Regions from separate parts of the Homo sapiens genome. Here region 2 is linked to region 1. Evidence: chromatin loops called from intact Hi-C (ENCODE). Cell type or tissue: spleen. All regions are shown on one strand. Each heading gives the region's core, and the rest is flanking DNA. Links, peaks and the distances in the headings are about the cores only.

What was found. A loop is a pair of places that touch in the nucleus more often than their neighbours do. Peaks named below come from ENCODE experiments on the same cell type or tissue, not always from the same donor. Only the 100,000 strongest peaks of a DNase experiment are listed, where the experiment ranks them.
Region 2: a loop joins it to region 1, with 2.3 times the contacts of the local background. A loop is called at or near these places in 52 of 110 quality-filtered maps.

What each region holds. Positions count from the first base shown.
Region 1 is chr4:2,850,453-2,855,819 of GRCh38, forward strand. The region is part of intron 1 of ADD1 (adducin 1); the gene reads left to right. Among named protein-coding and RNA genes, the nearest start is that of ADD1, 9.3 kb to the left of the region's middle. RefSeq lists enhancers at 2,271-2,320, 2,451-2,510. In spleen, for the core only: no CTCF peak of the experiment used is centred there; a DNase peak (open chromatin) is centred at 2,359; H3K4me3 peaks cover 719 bases; H3K27ac peaks cover 4,860 bases.
Region 2 is chr4:2,920,082-2,925,448 of GRCh38, forward strand. All of the region lies in intron 14 of ADD1 (adducin 1), which reads left to right. Among named protein-coding and RNA genes, the nearest start is that of SLC75A1, 12 kb to the right of the region's middle. RefSeq lists enhancers at 1,963-2,860, 2,861-3,756, 3,757-4,652. In spleen, for the core only: no CTCF peak of the experiment used is centred there; DNase peaks (open chromatin) are centred at 2,800, 3,880 and 5,030; H3K4me3 peaks cover 724 bases; H3K27ac peaks cover 2,812 bases.

The DNA.
Region 1 (5,367 bases), core at 49-5,048:
TCTTGCTCTGTCGCCCAGGCTGGAGTGCAGTGGCACGATCTTGGCTCACTGCAAGCTCTGCCTCCCGGGTTCACGCCATTCTCCTGCCTCAGCCTCCTGAGTAGCTGGGACTACAGGCGCCTGCCACCATGCCCGGCTAATTTTTTGTATTTTTAGTAGAGATGGGGTTTCACCGTGTTAGCCAGGATGGTCTCAATCTCCTGACCTCATGATCCGCCCGCCTCGGCCTCCCAAAGTGCTGGGATTACAGGCGTGAGCCACCGCGCCTGGCCACGCCCGGCTAATTTTTATATTTGTAGTAGAGATGGGGTTTCACCACGTTGCCCAGGCTGGTCTTGAACTCCTGACCTCAAGTGACCCACCCGCCTCGGCCTCCCAAAGTGCTGGGATTACAGGTGTGAGCCACTGTACCTGACCCCCAGTAGGCAAATCTATACAGGCAGAAGGTAGATTTGGGGTTGACTGGGGCTCCAGCTGGGGAGAATGGAGTGGGAATGAGGAATGACTGCTAATGTGTATGGGGTTTCTTTTTGGGTGTTGAAAATGTTATAACGTTAGATTGTGATGATTAGTTACACAACTCTGAATACACTAAAACTCTGTATACTTCATTTAGAGACAGTCTTGCTCTATTGTTCAGGTTGGGGAACAGTGGTATAATCATAGCTGACTGTAACCTGGAACTCCTGGGCTCAAGTAATCCTCCCCACCTCAGCCTCCGGAATAGCTAGGACTACTGGTGCATACCACCACAGCTGGCTAATTTTTAAAAATGTTGCCACTCAAGATGTGTGGCCCTGGATCAAAATGGTGAAATTCTCTGAACTAATTTTTCTCATCTGCAGAAATAGGAGTAATAATAATAACAGTCATATCTAACTGGAGGTGTGAGGCTGTGGTAAGCAAACTTACAATGCTTACAGTATGTGAGGATTCTGTCAGTGTGCTTTCTTTCCTTCTTTTCCAGAACATAGAGGATGGAGGAGCAGGCCTTAAGAGGGAAAGACACAGAAGATGCAATAGAGAGCCTTGTAGCTCTTTTTTGTCTGTCTCTCCCTCTCTCTCAAAATAAAGCCTATGTAGAGGTATTTTTTTGTCTGATACAGCTGCATGTGTTTGCAGTTTAGTAGGAACTTTGTGGTTAAACCATGCTTTCTAAGATTTTCTTAAAAGGCCAACCTTGTTGCCAGATGATACCATTAATCAAGTTATTCAAGTTATTGTCACATAGGGCTTCAGGCAGGAAGGAAGGTTAGGAATGGTCTTTAGTCTCATAGAATGAACTCCCTTTTGGTCTGAGTGTCTCCTTCAGTAGGAAGGGATGTGATGTTAATTGACCAGTCTTTAGGGGGGAAATAGATGACCCCCACCATCCGGATACTCAGTTTTTATTCTTTTTTTTTTTTGAGATGGAGTTTCGCTCTTGTTGCCCAGGCTGGAGCGCAATGGCTCGATCTCGGCTCACCGCAACCTCCGCCTCCCAGGTTCAAGCAATTCTACTTCAGCCTCCCGAGTAGCTGAGATTACAGGCATGCATCACTACGCCCGGCTAATTTTTGTATTTTTAGTAGAGACGGGGTTTCCCCATGTTGAGGCTGGTCTCGAACTCCTGACCTCAGGTGATCTGCCCGCCTCAGCCTCCCAAAGTGCTGGGATTACAGGCATGAGCCACAGCACCCGGCCTCTTTTCTTTCTTTCTTTCTTTCTTTCTTTCTTTCTTTCTTTCTTTCTTTCTTTCTTTCTTTCCTTTCTTTCCTTTCCTTTCTTTCCTTTCTTTCCTTTCTTTCTTTCTTTCTCTTTCTTTCTTTCCTTCCTTCCTTCCTTCCTTCTTTTCTTTTCTTTTCTTTTCTTTTCTTTTTTTTCTTTTCTTTTCTTTCTTTTTTTTTTTTTTTGAAAGAGAGTCTCGCTCTTTCGCCCAGGCTGGAGTACAGTGGTGCGATCTTGGCTCACTGCAACCTCCGCCTCCCGGGTTCAAGCGATTCTTGTGCCCCAGCGTACTGAGTAGCTGGGATTACAGGTGCACAGCACCACACCCGGCTGATTTTTGTGTGTTTTTGTAGAGATGGGGTTTCGCAGATACTCCATTTCAGTTTTTTTCTGAGCAACGTCTCCAGGGACTGAAGCACACATACTTTGACAACAGAATCACCAGCAATGTCACTGACCTAGGGTGTCTGCAGCATTCAGTGTCTTCTATTTTCTGTACTAGGTGTTTTCTGTACTGTTTGTAAAGCAGGAAATATCTTTTTTTTTTTTTTTTTTTGGAGACAGAGTCTTGCTCTGTCACCCAGGCTGAAGTGCAGCGGTGCGATCTTGGCTCTCACTGCAGCCTTGACCTCGTGGGCCCGAGCAGTCCTCCCACCCAGCTTCCTGAGCAGCTGGGCCTGCAGACCCACCCCACCACACCCAGCTAACTAAAAAAATTTTTTTTTTAGTAGAGCCAAGGCCTTGCTATGTTGCCCAGGCAGGCCTGAAGGTGCTTTTAAACTCAGATAAGCAGGACATTTGTAGCTGTGGAAATAGCTGTAATCTAACCATCAGAGTTGTTTTAAGGATACAAATTACATATAGTGTTTAAAGCATAATGAATGTACAGGTTGCTAGATTGGGTTTTACTCTGTTCTTTCTGTAACTTTTTAGAAGTTGGTCACTTACTTTTTTTTTTTTTTTTTTTGAGACAGGTTCTCACTGTGTTGCCCAGGCTGGAGTGCAGTGGCACGATCTTGGCTCCCTGCAACCTCTGTCTCCCAGGTTCAAGCAATTCTCCCACCTCAGCCTCCCCAGTACCTGGGATTATAGGCGCCCACCACACCCAGCTAATTTTTATAATTTTAGTAGAGATAAGGGTTTCACCATGTTGGCCAGGCTGGTCTCAAACATCTGACCTCAGGTGATCTGCCCACCTCAGCCTCCCAAAGTGCTGGGATTACAGGTGTGAGCCACCGGCGTCTTTTTCTAGTATAAGTGTTTAAGGCTATATAGCTCTCTAGAAGCATCTCTTTAGTGAAGCCAATAGTTTCCAACTGTAATATTTTTGTTAGTAATGTATATTTAAATTTTCATTATGATTTCTTTTTTGGCCCATAAATTATTTTAAAATGTACCTTTAAATTTCTAAATATATGGTTTGAAGAAACTCTTCTGTTATTATGTTGTTTTTTTTTCTTTCAGACTGAGTTTTGCTCTCGTCACCCAGGCTGGAGTGCAATGGTGCAATCACGGCTCACCGCAACCTTCGCCTCCCAGGTTCAAGCGATTCTCCTCCCTCAGTCTCCCAAGTAGCTGGGATTACAGGTGCCCGCCACCACGCCTGGCTGGTTTTTGTATTTTTAATAGAGACAGGGTTTCACCACATTGGCCAGGGTGGTCTTGAACTCCTGACCTCAGGTGATCCACCTGCCTCGGCCTCCAAAAGTGCTGGGATTAAAGGCGTGAGCGACCGCGTCTGGCCGTTATTATGTTTTAATTGCATTGCACCCGGAGAAATGGCTTGTGTGCTGCTGATTCCCTGGAATTTGTTGTGATTTTCTTTATTGCCAGATATGACATGAATGTTTATAAACATTCCTTGTATTCTAAAGAATATGGGCTGGGTGCAGTGGCTCATGCCTGTAATCCCAGCACTTTAGGAGGCTGAGGTGGGCGGATCACCTGAGATCAGGAGTTTGAGACCAGCTTGGCCGACATGGTGAAACCCCATCTGTACTAAAAATACAACAAAATTAGCCCAGTGTGGTGGCACACGCCTGTAATACCAGCTACTCAGGAGGCTGAGGCAGGAGCATTGCTTGAACCTAGGAGGCGTAGGCTGCAGTGAGCCAAGATCATGCCACTGCATTCCAGTCTGGGCGACAGAATGAGACTCCATCTTAAGAAAGCAAGCAAGCAAGCAAGAAAGAAAGAATATGTATTTAATTTGTGTGAGAAAGGGAGGTGCAAGGTTCTGTATATCTCTAATGATCTAACTTTTTGCTTGCATTGCTCATATTTCCTATTTACTGTTACTGACTTGAGCAATGTGGTAGATTATTATGGTAATCTCATTATGGTAGATTTGTCAGTTTCTCTGTGAGTTCTAGCAATTTTTGGTTCATATATGTTGACAGTATTTTATTAGGTGTGAATAACCTTATACTTTTCATCTTCCTGTTGAGCTGTACTTAGGTTTATGGCCTTTTCCATTCCGAATAAATGCTTTTATTTTCTTGGTCTTCATTGTCTGATATTAATATAATTACTCCAGCTTTGTTTTGTTTGGTGTTTGCCTGGTATTTGTATTTTTGTCCATTTATTTTCAGACTGTCTGTGTTCTGTTTCATGGGTATATTAGTTTTTTGTGGCTCCTGTAACAAGTTACCACATACGTGGTGCTTTAAAACAGCAGAAATTATTCTCTCATAGTTCTGGAGGCCAGAAGTTTGAAAACAATATCACTGGACCAAAATCAAGGTGTCACTAGGGCTGTGCATTCTTCCTCTGGAGGTCGTATGGGAGAATCTGTTCCTCGCCTCTTCCAGCTTCTCATGGCTGCCACATTCCTTGGCTGTGGCTGCATCACTCCAATCTTTGTGACCCAGGTCAGATTGGTTTCTTGTCTTCTGTGTGGTTAAATCTCCCCCACCTCGATTTTATAAGGATACTGGTGATTACATTCAGGGCCCACCCAGGTAATCCAGGATAATTTCACAATCCCAAAATACTTAATTATATCTGTAGTCTTTGCCATATAAAGTAATATTTACAGGTTCCAGGCATTATTCAGACCTGTTAACTTGGGGACCGTTACTCAGCTTACTAAAAGAGTGTCTCTTATAAGTTACCTGTAATTTCTGTCTTTTAACTGGCATAATTTAGTACATTTATGTTATGATTCAGATAAATTTGTACTTTCTTTATCATCTTAGGTTTTGTATTCTGTTTGTCTTTTCTCCCCATGCTTGCCTTTTTAAACAACTGGGAGTTGTTTGTTTTTCTTTATATTCTTCCATCTTTTGGTTTGGAAATGACATACTCTTAATATTCTTTTAGTGATTACCCTTGAAATTTTGCTATGCATATTTAACGAAGTCTAAAACTAATATTCTGTCGCCCTCCTAGATACAGCAAAGGCATGAAAGTTCTTTAATTCCAATTATTCAACTCTCAAGTTACATGCTGCTGTTGTTCAGTGTTTTAGTCCAGACTTTTTTTTTTTCTTTTTAAAGAGACACAGTCTTGCTCTGACACTCAGACTGGAGTGCACAAGTTTTTTTCTTTTCTTTTTTTTGAGACAGGTTCTCACTCTGTTGCCCAGGCTGGAGTGCAGTGGCGCGATCACAGCTCACTGCAGCCTTGACCTCCTGAGCTTTAGTGATCCTCCCACTTCAG
Region 2 (5,367 bases), core at 249-5,248, 70 kb after region 1:
GAATTTTGTTATTTACCCAGTAGTCATTTAGGAGTAGGCTATTCAGTTTCCATGTAGTTACGCAGTTTTGAGTGAGTTTCTTAATCCTGAGTTCTAATTTAATTGCACTGTGGTCTGAGAGACTGTTTGTTATGATTTCCATTCTCTTGCTGAGGAGTGTTTTACTTCCAATTAGGTGGTCAATTTTAGAATAAGTGCGATGTGGTGCTGAGAAGAATGTATATTCTGTTGATTTGGGGTGGAGAGTTCTGTAGATGTCTGTTAGGTCCGCATGGTCCAGAGCTGAGTTCAAGTCCTGAATATCTTTGTTAATTTTCTGTCTCGTTGATCTAATATTGAAAGTGGGATGTTAAAATTTCTCACTATTATTGTGTGGGAGTCTGAGTCTGTTTGTAGGTCTCTAAGAACTTGCTTTATGAATCTGGGTGCTCCTGTATTGGGTGCTTGTATATTTAAGATAGTTAGTTCTTGTTGTTGCATTGATCCCTTTACCATTATGTAATGCCCTGCTTTGTCTTTTTAAATTTTTGTTGGCTTAAAGTCTGTTTTATTAGAGACTAGGATTGCAACTCCTGCTTTTTTTTTTTTTTGCTTTTCTTTTGCTTGGTAAATATTCTTCTATCCCTTTATTTTGAGCCAGTGCATATCTTCGCATGTGAGACAGGTCTCCTGAATACAGCACAGTGACAGGTCTTGACTCTTTATCCAGTTTGCCAGTCTGTGTCTTTTAATTGGGGCATTTTGCCCATTTACATTTAAGGTTAATATTGCTATGTGTGAATTTGATCCTGTCATTATGATGCTGGCTGGTTATTTTGCCTGTTAACTGATGCAGTTTCTTCATAGTGTCGATGGTCTTTACAATTTGGTATGTTTTTGCAGTGGGTGGAACTGGTTTTTGCTCTCCATATTTAGTGCTTGCTTCAGGTGCTATTGTAAGGCAGGCCTGGTGGTGAGAAAATCTCTCAGCATTTGCTTGTCTGTAAAGGAGTTTATTTCTCCTTCACTTACGAAGCTTAGTTTGGCTGGATATGAAATTCTGGGCTGAAAATTCTTTTTTTTTTGAGACGGAGTCTTGCTCTGTCACCCAGGCTGGAGTGCAGTGGCGTGATCTCGGCTCACTGCAAGCTCCGCCTCCAGGGTTCACACCATTCTCCTGCCTCAGCCTCCCCAGCAGCTGGGACTACAGGTGCACGCCAGCATGCCCAGCTAATTTTTTTGTATTTTTAGTAGAGATGGGGTTTCACCATGTTAGCCAGGATGGTCTCGATCTCTTGTCCTCATGATCTGCCCGCCTCAGCCTCCCAAAGTGCTGGGATTACAGGCGTGAGCCACTGCACCCGGCCGAAAATTCTTTTCTTTAAGAATGTTGAATATTGGCCCCCACTCTCTTCTGGCTTGTAGGGTTTCTGCAGAGAGATCTGCTGTTAGTCTGATGGGCTTCCCTTTGTGGGTAACCCAACCTTTCTCTCTGGCTGCCCTTAACATTTTTTCCTTCATTTCAACCTTGGTGAATCTGATGATTATGTGTCTTGGGGTTGCTCTTCTTGAGGAGTATCTCTGTGGTGTTTCTGTATTTCGTGAATTTGAATGTTGGCCTGTCTTGCTAGGTTGGGGAAGTTCTCCTGGATAATATCCTGAAGAGTGTTTTCCACCTTGGTTTCATTCTGCCTGTCACTTTCAGGCACACCAATCAAATGTAGCTTTGGTCTTTTCACATAGTCCCATATTTCTTGGAGGCTTTGTTCATTCCTTTTCATTCTTTTTTCTTTTAATCTTTACACTTTATTTCATTAAGTTGATCTTCAATCTCTGATATATCCTTTCTTCTGCTTGATTGATTTGGCTATTGATGCTTGTGTATGCCTCACGAAGTTCTCATGCTGTGTTTTTCAGCTCCATCAGATCATTTATGTTCTTCTCTACACTGGTTATTCTAGTTGGCAATTCCTCTAATCTTTTTTCAAGGTTCTTAGCCTCCTTGCATTGGGTTAGAACATGCTCCTTTAGCTCAGAGGAGTTTGTTATTACCCACCTTCTGAAGTCTACTTCTGTCAGTTCATCAAACTCATTCTCTGTCCAGTTTTGTTCCCTTGCTGGTGAGGAGTTGTGATCCTTTGGAGGAGAAGAGGCATTCTGGTTTTTGGAAATTTCAGCCTTTTTGCACTGGTTTTTCCTCGTCTTTGTGGATTTATCTACGTTTGGTCCTTGATGTTGGTGACCTTCAGATGGCGTTTTCATGTGGATGTCCTTTTTGTTGATGTTGATGCTATCCCTTTCTGTTTGTTAGTTTTCCTTCTAACAGACAGGCTCCTCTGCTGCAGGTCTGTTGGAGTTTGCTGGAGGTCGACTCCAGGCCCTGTTTGCCTGGGTATCACCAGCAGAGGCTGCAGAACAGCAAAGATCGCTGCCTGTTCCTTCCTCTGGAAGTTTCGTCCCAGAGGGGCACCTGCCAGATGCCAGCTGGAGCTCTCCTATATGAGGTGTCTGTTGACCCCTGCCGGGAGGTGTCTCCCAGTCAGGAGGCACAGGGGTCAGGGACCCACTTGAGTTGGCTGTCTGTCCCTCAGCAGAGCTTGAGTGCTGTGCTGGGAGATCCACCGCTCTCTTCAGAGCCAGCAGGTAGTAACTTCAGTCTGCTGAAGTTGTGCCCACAGCCAACCCTTCCCCCAGGTGCTCTGTCCCAGGGAGATGGGACTTTTATCTATAAGCCCCTGACTGGGGCTGCTGCCTTTCTTTCAGAGATGCCCCGCCCAGGGAGGAGGAATCTAGAGAGGCAGTCTGGCTACAGTGGCTTTGCATAGCTGCGGTGGGCTCTGCCCAGTGTGAACTTCCTGGCAGCTTTGTTTACACTGTGAGGGGAAAATGGCCTACTCAAGCCTCAGTAATGGTGGATGCCCCTCCCCCCACCAAGCTCCAGCATCCCAGGTCGACTTCAGACTGCTGTGCTGGCAGCAAGAATTTCAAGCCAGTGGATCTTAGCTTGCTGGGCTCCATGGGGGTGGGATCTGCTGAGCAAGACCACTTGGCTCCCTGGCTTCAGCCCCCTTTCCAGGGGTGTGAAGGGTTCTGTCTTGCTGGCATTCCAGGCGCCACTGGGGTATCAGAAAAAACTCCTGCAGCTAGCTCAGTGTCTGCCGAAACGGCTGCCCAGTTTTGTGCTTGAAACCCAGGGTCCTGGTGTCATGGGCAGCCAAGGGAATTTCCTGGTCTGTGGATTGCGAAGACCGTGGGAAAAGCGTAGTATTTGAGCTGGAATGCACTGTTTCTCAAGCCACAGTCCCTCATGGCTTCCCTTGGCTAGATGAGGGAGTTCCCCGACTCCTTGCACTTCCTGGGTGAGGCAACACCCCACCCTGCTTTGGCTCGCCCTCCGTGGGCTGCACCCACTGTCTAACCAGTCCCAGGGAGATGAGCCAGGTACCTCAGTTGGAAATGCAGAAATCATCCACCTTCTGCGTTGATCTCACTGGGAGCTGCAGATCGGAGCTGTTCCTATTCGGCCATGTTGCCTGTCACCCTGACATTTGTCTCTTTACGAACACAGTATTTCTGTCTGTTGAAGCTTCACCGGGGAGAGACCTCCTTTACTCAGTTTGATTCATTAACACTCAGCATTGCTGAGCAGTCATTGTGCCGGGCACATGCCCAGTGCTATTGTGCGTACATCTCATCTCATTCTCAAAGTAACCCTGAGAGATAGGTCATTTTCCCCCGGCTGGAGCAGAGGAATAGGGAGCTCAGACAGGGCGGCTCGCGAGAACGAGGTTGTGCGTGGCCGAGCCCTGATTTGGACAGAAGCGCACTGCCTTCCTCACTGAGTCTTTGGTCACAGCAGTCAGCCCCGGCCTCTGTGCAGGGGGACGCTCTGAACGTCCTTACTGTGCTTGTGTGTAGGGCTTGGGGTTTCTGACAGAAATTCTCTTTCTCCATAAACCTTGAGGGTTTCCTGTGCAGGTGTGGTCACAGGCCGGAGGGTGAAAATGCTGACTGCCCTGGCATGTGCCCAGGTCCCATCAGGAATGGCTGGTGCAGCCTGTACTTCTCTTGGTAGCCCGCTGACAAAGGCGGTCTTGTTTTTGTCAAAGATGGGGCAGTCTTAAAATGAATACAAATAAGCGGCTCAAGTTTGAGACCCTCACGGAGCAGGTGGTTTCAAATGTCAGGCTTTGAAAAGGAAATGTTGAGAACTAATGAGAGAAGCAGGTCTCCAAAGCCTATTCCTTGAGGGCTTTTGGGCATCAGCTGCTTTTCCCCCAAGCTCCCTGCTGCCAGCTCTCTTGTCCACTAGGCTCTGAGCAGCCTTGGTGCTGGCACCAAGAAGAACCAGGGGCACAGGGACCCCTGCCAGGAGGCTCCCGCCAGCATCCTCAGGGCCGTAAGCTCCAACTCAGGTTTTTACTGAAACCTCAGTGTGCTTCTCAGTCCTCCGGGGTCAGCCTTGCTGGAGCCACCTTGTTGTGTGGGACTGACTGTTGCTCTCCTGGGCCGTCGTCATCCTGGGAGCTAGGCACTCCTCCTAAGAGGACCTCTTCACCGGTTTTTGTCTCGTTCTAGACCAGCCACTGCATTACGTAGTTGTGACTGAAATTTGAGTTGCTGAATTGTTTTTCAGTGTCACACCGCTATTTACTATTCAGGCCGCCACACACACCAGGCCCTGCTGCTGGTTGTCTCCCTCCAGTGAAGCTTTGTCTGAGCCATTGCTGTAATTACCTGCCTTAGAGCGAGAACTGGAGGTAGTCAGCTTGAGCTGTGGGTCATGTGGCCTCCTCCTAGTTTCTGTGCACATGTACACAGACATGTGTCTGCCCTTTGGAGTCTCCTGGGATCTGAGTAACCTGGATTGTTTTTAAAAACAAGTCAAACAAGATATGTGGAGTTTCCCCCCGATGTGTGAGGCTCCTTCAGCAGGGCTGTGATGGCAGCTGAGTGGATGGGGACAGGCTCTGGCCGTGCTCTGTGATCACAGAGCTGTCAGCAGGAGAACCCACAGGAGGTCTGATCTGGCCCTTGGCATGGGCTGAGGGGAGAATGTGCCACAGGTAAAATGCAGGCTGGCTGCCAGAGGTCAGCACCTTTTCCCGGTTGAGGCTGTATGCTCACTCAGCTAGGTGGTATGGCGGCCTTTTTATGGACACCTGGCTTCTGGAAGGTAGCTGCCAACGTGGTACTTGGGGAGGCGAGCCAGCTGTTAGGGTGGGAGCAGAGGCCCTGGGAGCTCAGAAGGATGATGATAGCTGCTGGTTCAAAATACGGACCTGCTGATCCTAAGCTATTAATCTTAAACTTCTGAAATAAAGACAGAGATGGAAGGAGTTAGAATAGTGCTGGTCCATATTTTCCCCGAAATGAGAAGTAGACTTG